Regions from separate parts of the Homo sapiens genome. Here region 2 is linked to region 1. The links are chromatin loops, found by intact Hi-C in ENCODE. Cell type or tissue: PC-9. All regions are shown on one strand. Links, peaks and the distances in the headings refer to the core of each region. The heading gives the core; the rest is flanking DNA.

Region 1 (2,919 bases), core at 323-2,822:
ATGAGCAGATTTGATTTTTAGAAGATTGCCTTGGATATATATGTAGAAGACAAGGCTGGAAACAAAACGCCCAACGGGAAGCTATTGTAAAAGTCCAGGAGAAACGTACCAGTGGCCTGAATGAAGGTGACCACAGTGGATTTACAGAGAAGGTGACAGACTGGAGAGACATTTAGGAAGTAGAATCAAAAGGACATGTGGGGCTGGGTGCAGTGGCTCACGCCTGTAATCCCAGCACTCTGGGAGACCAAGATGGGTGGATCGCTTGAGCTCAGGAGTTGGAGACCAGCCTGGGCAACATGGCAAACCACTTCTCTACAAAAAAAAAAAATATATATATATATATATATTTAAGCTGGGTTTGGTGGCTCATACCTGTAGTCCCAGCTACTTGGGAGGCTGGGGTGAGAGGATCCTCTGAGCCTGGGAGGCAGAGGTTGAAGTGAGCCGAGATCACACCTCACTCCAGCCTGGGCAACAGAGAGAGACCTGGTCTCAAAAAACAAAAACAAAAACAAACAAAAAAAGAACATGTGACTGAGAAGGGACCTATTGAGTTAAACAAATACATGAATGCATACAATTGAAAGACGTCCACAAAGAGAGACACGCCTGGACCTGACATGAAATTCACTGACACTTTTGATCCACATCCCACGTATGATACAGAAAAACAACCAGGCCGGGTCCCCATTATGACTCCTGCGTACTTTGGCTCCCTGAGCCCCTGCCTCTATACACACACACACACTTTTTAAAAGTATATGTATGAAAGTAGGGCCAGGCGCAGTGGCTCACGCCTGTAATCCCAGCACTTTGGGAAGCCGAGGCGGGCGGATCACAAGGTCAGGAGATCGAGACCATCCTGGCTAACATAGTGAAACCCCGTCTCTACTAAAAACACAAAAAATTAGCCGGGCATGGTGGCGGGCGCCTGTAGTCCCAGCTACTCGGGAGGCTGAGGCAGGAGAATGGCGTGAACCCGGGAGGCGGAGCTTGCAGTGAGCCAAGGTCGTGCCACTGCACTCCAGCGTGGGCAACAGAGCGAGACTCCGTCTCAAAAAAAAAAAAAAAAGAAAGAAAGTATATTTAATGATTGCATTAGTAAAAAAGTGAATATAATCCAAGAGTATTATATTCACTTTTTTTCTTCTGATTTTAAAGTAAATGAAAACACTTTTGTGGGTCCCCAAGATTATCATGCCTTCAGGGCCTGAAAGACACACCAGGCTCTTTTCTTATTGAGGATTCAGCGCCATCTGGTGGTTCTCATCTCGCAAGGGTGCCCAGCCACTTCCGCTCTGCAGAAAAAGGTTCATCGGCAAAATTTTCATTCAGAGAATACTGACTAAGCCTAACCGCTCTGATTACTGCTTGACTCAGATCCAAACTGCCCGACACTGGGCTTTGAGGCTGTCTGATTGGCAGGAGCTAAAGTGAGACTTCAAGAAGACAACGAGAGCCCAGTAGTGACCACAAATCAGCTGAGGAAAGCCAACAGTCCAACTTTTTCATCAGATTGTTAGTGCAGTAATTTTCCTCATTTTTGTGCTTGAGGCAACATATCGAAGAGAATATAAAAAGAAGACAAGTTTAAGAAAGCATCTTTTTAAAATCCAAAAAAAAATCACAGTTTATGAATATTCATTAATCATTTCCTGCTCTCCTCTTGCCTGTACTTCATTCTATACCTGCAGATGTCACCCACGTGGGTCCATCCTCCAAGAAGCTGGAGGCTTGCCCGTGTGTCCCGTAGTACAGAATGTGGGGGTACATGGGCCACTACCACTGGGGTAATGTTCCCTGCGTCCCAAAACCGGGATTCAGGAGCTCTTCCTTTGAAGTCATGAATTTATAAAAGGTGTTTAATAATCGTTGCTACCATACATATTGTTATGTATGAATTGTGTCCTCCAAAATCCATATGTTGAGGTCCTAACCCGCAGCACCTCAGAAAGTGATCTTATTTGGAAACAAGGCCTTTGCAGATGTAATTAGTGAAGTAAAGGTGAGGTCGTTCTGGAGCTGAGTAGGGTTCCTAATCCAATATGACCGGTGTTCTTTTAAGAAGGGAAAATTTGGCCAGGCACAGTGGCTCACACCTGTAATCCCAGCACTTTGGGAGGCCGACGCAGGCAGATCACGAGGTCAGGAGATCGAGACCATCCTGGCTAACATGGTGAAACCCCGTCTCTACTAAAAATACAAAAAATTACCCAGGCGTGGTGGCGGGCGCCTGTAATCCCAGCTACTCAGGAGGCTGAGGTAGGAGAACGGCATGAACCCGGGAGGTGGAGCTTGAAGTAAGCTGAGATTGCGCCACTGCACTCCAGTCTGGGCGACGGAGCGAGACTCCGTCTAAAAAAAAAAAAGAAGGGAAAATTTGAAGATAGATGCATAGAGGGATGATGCTGTGAAGACGCAGGGAGAAGACCACCATCCACAGGCCAAGGAGAGTGGCCCAGAACAAACCCTTCACTCAGAGCTCTCAGAAGGAGCCAGGCCTCTGACACCTTCATCTCACACTTTTAGCCTCCAGAGTTGTGAGATGATACATTTCTGTAGTTTGAGCCACCTAGTTTGTGGTAGTTTGTGACAGCAGCCCTGGAAAATGAACTGAGATTTGTGGTGGTTTGCTGGCAATCTTTGGTGCTCCTTGGCATGTAGAAGCATCACCGTGTGCATGCTGCAGTGGGTCCACTATTAGCCCAGAAAACCCCCCGGAAGACTGCTCTGGCGGAGGACCTGAAGAACACACCTTTCAGCAAAGTGATGAAGAATGCACTGGTGTTGGGACCGTCCTCCATAGCCAAGGGATGATGATAAAATAGAACATCACAGAACTGAATTCACAGACAGCAGTGAGGCCAACAGGTGCCCCAAACAATGGAGAAGGTGGTTGTGGTCAGTCATCACAAA
Region 2 (2,919 bases), core at 182-2,681, 960 kb before region 1:
AGATGCTTTGAACTCTTTAAAGAGAAGATCGTGACTAGGAAAAACAAAAGAGAAAAGCATGTGATTTTTTTCAAAACACTGCTGCTATTACACTGACACTTTACGTTTGTCAGGGCACGAGTTGAATAGCATTTCAGAAAATCAGATTTGTTTCCATCTTTAGATCAATAACCTTCTTAAGGCAACATGGTGGAGATCAATCTTAGACATACCTGACAGCCATGGAGTTTATGTTTTTGTGTATTTGGGGGGGTTGTTGGGCAGCCAGGGGTGATGAGAATTATCCAGGAATAGGAAAGAGAAATAAATTTGTCATCATCAAATTACCTATCATTATGGGGTAAGCAATAGGAATCCCTGTCCTGTTTATCATCCACCCTTCATTGCTGATCAAAAGATTTGCATTGTCATGATCCCTGTGTCATCTGTGGTGAGACCATAGGATATACAGGTTTAGGACAATAAGTTGCCACTCTGGCATTCAGCCTCTCAGAAGGAAATACATCTCTTCTACCAGTCATCTGGGAAGATTAGGATCTTGATTAAGAGTACTGTTGTAATCAGAGCCCTAATTGACAGTGTTAATGCTACTCGCTTTTCAGTGCTTTCACGAAATGGAAACGATGTCATACACATCATTCAGCTTATAAAATCCTACCAGAGCAGAGTTTTATAGAATTTTCTATAGGAGGTTTCAAACCAATCTCTACCTCCATCAGGACTTGCCAAAATCTGGAAGATCAGCTGATTTGTCCAATGAGAGGGAAAGGTCATACCTACTGCTTCTATTCTCTTACTGTCCTGGCAGCTGGGGTTGGCAGATATACCTTGATGACAAAACACTTTGATAGCATTGTGCCTTGTGAAGTGATACTCTGAGAGTTACAGCCTTTTTCGTAGAAGATAGTGTTTCTTTCATCTCTCTCCCTGGACCTTTAAAGTCTTTTTAAAACTCAGAATCACATTGACATAAACTTTATGGGACAATTCAGACTCTTAGATTAATTATTCAGTCAAGAGGAGAGCTGCAGATATTTTAGAACCATTCTAGGCAAAGACAGAAACAGCATTTTAGAGATTGCTTCTGTATTACTCACTATTCTCAGCAATATTAACTTAATTGGCATGAGCATGAGGCCAGTGAGACTAAGGTTGTGTGTTCACACCTCCAGAATGCAGTCATCTTGATGCTGTTTCATGACCTTATATGAGTATCTCAACCCTAAAGAGCTGCCCTTGGTCACAAGGGAAGCAAACAAGTGACTGAAGTGGTGTCTCACGCTCAGGTCTTACTGATCTCTTAGATCCTTACTAATCCTATGAACTTAGGAGACCCTAATTGTATCATGGCATCAGGGTCTCAAGATTTTCAATTTTTGCTGCAAAACTTGTCAGATTCAGTCACTGGTTACAGGTCTCCAAGGTTAAATATTTTGTTATATCTGTTTTTTTTTTTTGACGGAGTCTCACTCTGTCGCCCAGGCTGGAGTGCAGTGGTGCAATCTCGCTCACTGCAACCTCTGCCTCCCAGGTTCAAGCAATTCTCCTGCCTCAGCCTCCCAAGTAGTTGGGACTACAGGCGCATGCCACCACGCCTGGCTAAATTTTTGTATTTTTAGTAGAGACGGGGTTTCACCTTGTTAGCCAGGATTGTCTGAATCTCCTGACCTCGTGATCCGCCACCCTCAGCCTCCCAAAGTGCTGGGATTACAGGCATGAGCCACCGCACCCGGCCAATATTTTGTTACATCTGAACTGAGGTCCCTACTGGTTCTTGATTCTAGGCACCAAATTTAGACAGATTCAAAGATTCCTCAGGCCCCAGGAGGAGCCTCAAGAAAATTTAATATTTTTAATATATAAAACAGTGATCTTCCTCAACTGGATGGGGGGTGGGCACTGTTTTTGAAAGAGCCATTTAAGAATCTGTGAGAGAAAGCCAGCCACAGTGGCTCATGTCTGTAATCCCAGCACTTTGGGAGGATGAGGCAGGAGGATCGCATGGGCCTAGGAGTTGGAGGTTGCAGTGAGCCATAATTGTGCCACTCTACTCCAGCCTGGGCAACAGAGTGAGACCCTGTCTCTAAAAAAAAGAAAGAAAAATCTCCAAAAGGAGGCATTAATTTTAAAACATTACTTAATACTATAATGTACTTTGGGAATAGGATATTACATGAACTTTTCCTGCTATCTCAGAGTTTTGGCGGAGGCTTCAAAGGGCAAAAATAATACAATAGGTATCAGCTATTCTCACATCCTAAAGAAAAGGCTGGCCACCTTGGGCTGGCCACATTTATTCTGCTGTCATCTGCCCATGACCCACTCCCAGGTTATCTCAGAGGATGGGAAACATTCAAGTTTCAAGAGATTTGGAACGAGGGGCATTGTATTAGTCCATTCTCACATTGCTATAAAGAACTGCCTGAGACTGGGTAATTTATTTAAAGAAGAGGTTTAATTGACTCAAAGTTCCACAGGCTGTACAGGAAGCATAGTGGGGATCGGGGGTGGGTGCTCAGGAAACTCAAAATCATGGCAGAAGACGAAAGGGAAGCAAGCGTGTCTTACATGACTAGAAAAGGAAAAAGAAGGCACAGAGGAAGGTGCCACACACTTTTGAACAACCAGGTCTCATGAGAACTCACTCACTATCATGAGAACAGCAAGGGGGAAAACCTGCCCCCCATGATCCAATCACCTCCCACCAGGCCCCTACTCCAACACTGGAAATTACAAATGGATGTGAGATTTGGGTGGGGACACAAACCCAAACCATATTAGGCAGGTTGCTGTGCATTTCTTCTCCTTCCCTCCAAGGAAGCAGAATTCAGAGGGGAGAGACTTCACTTACTTAAAATTTATCTAAAGCCAGTGAAATAGGCTGCAATGGAGCCATTTGGAGAACTTGAGTTGGAGGGA

What was found. Peaks named below come from ENCODE experiments on the same cell type or tissue, not always from the same donor. Only the 100,000 strongest peaks of a DNase experiment are listed, where the experiment ranks them.
Region 2: a loop joins it to region 1, with 11 times the contacts of the local background. A loop is called at or near these places in 10 of 110 quality-filtered maps.

What each region holds. Positions count from the first base shown.
Region 1 is chr7:22,102,239-22,105,157 of GRCh38, reverse strand. No RefSeq gene overlaps it. Among named protein-coding and RNA genes, the nearest start is that of CDCA7L, 160 kb to the right of the region's middle. RefSeq lists a silencer at 1,373-1,462. In PC-9, for the core only: a CTCF peak has its summit at 1,277 (motif pointing left); a DNase peak (open chromatin) is centred at 1,287; H3K27me3 peaks cover 934 bases.
Region 2 is chr7:23,064,419-23,067,337 of GRCh38, reverse strand. No RefSeq gene overlaps it. Among named protein-coding and RNA genes, the nearest start is that of KLHL7-DT, 40 kb to the left of the region's middle. In PC-9, for the core only: no CTCF peak of the experiment used is centred there; a DNase peak (open chromatin) is centred at 1,167.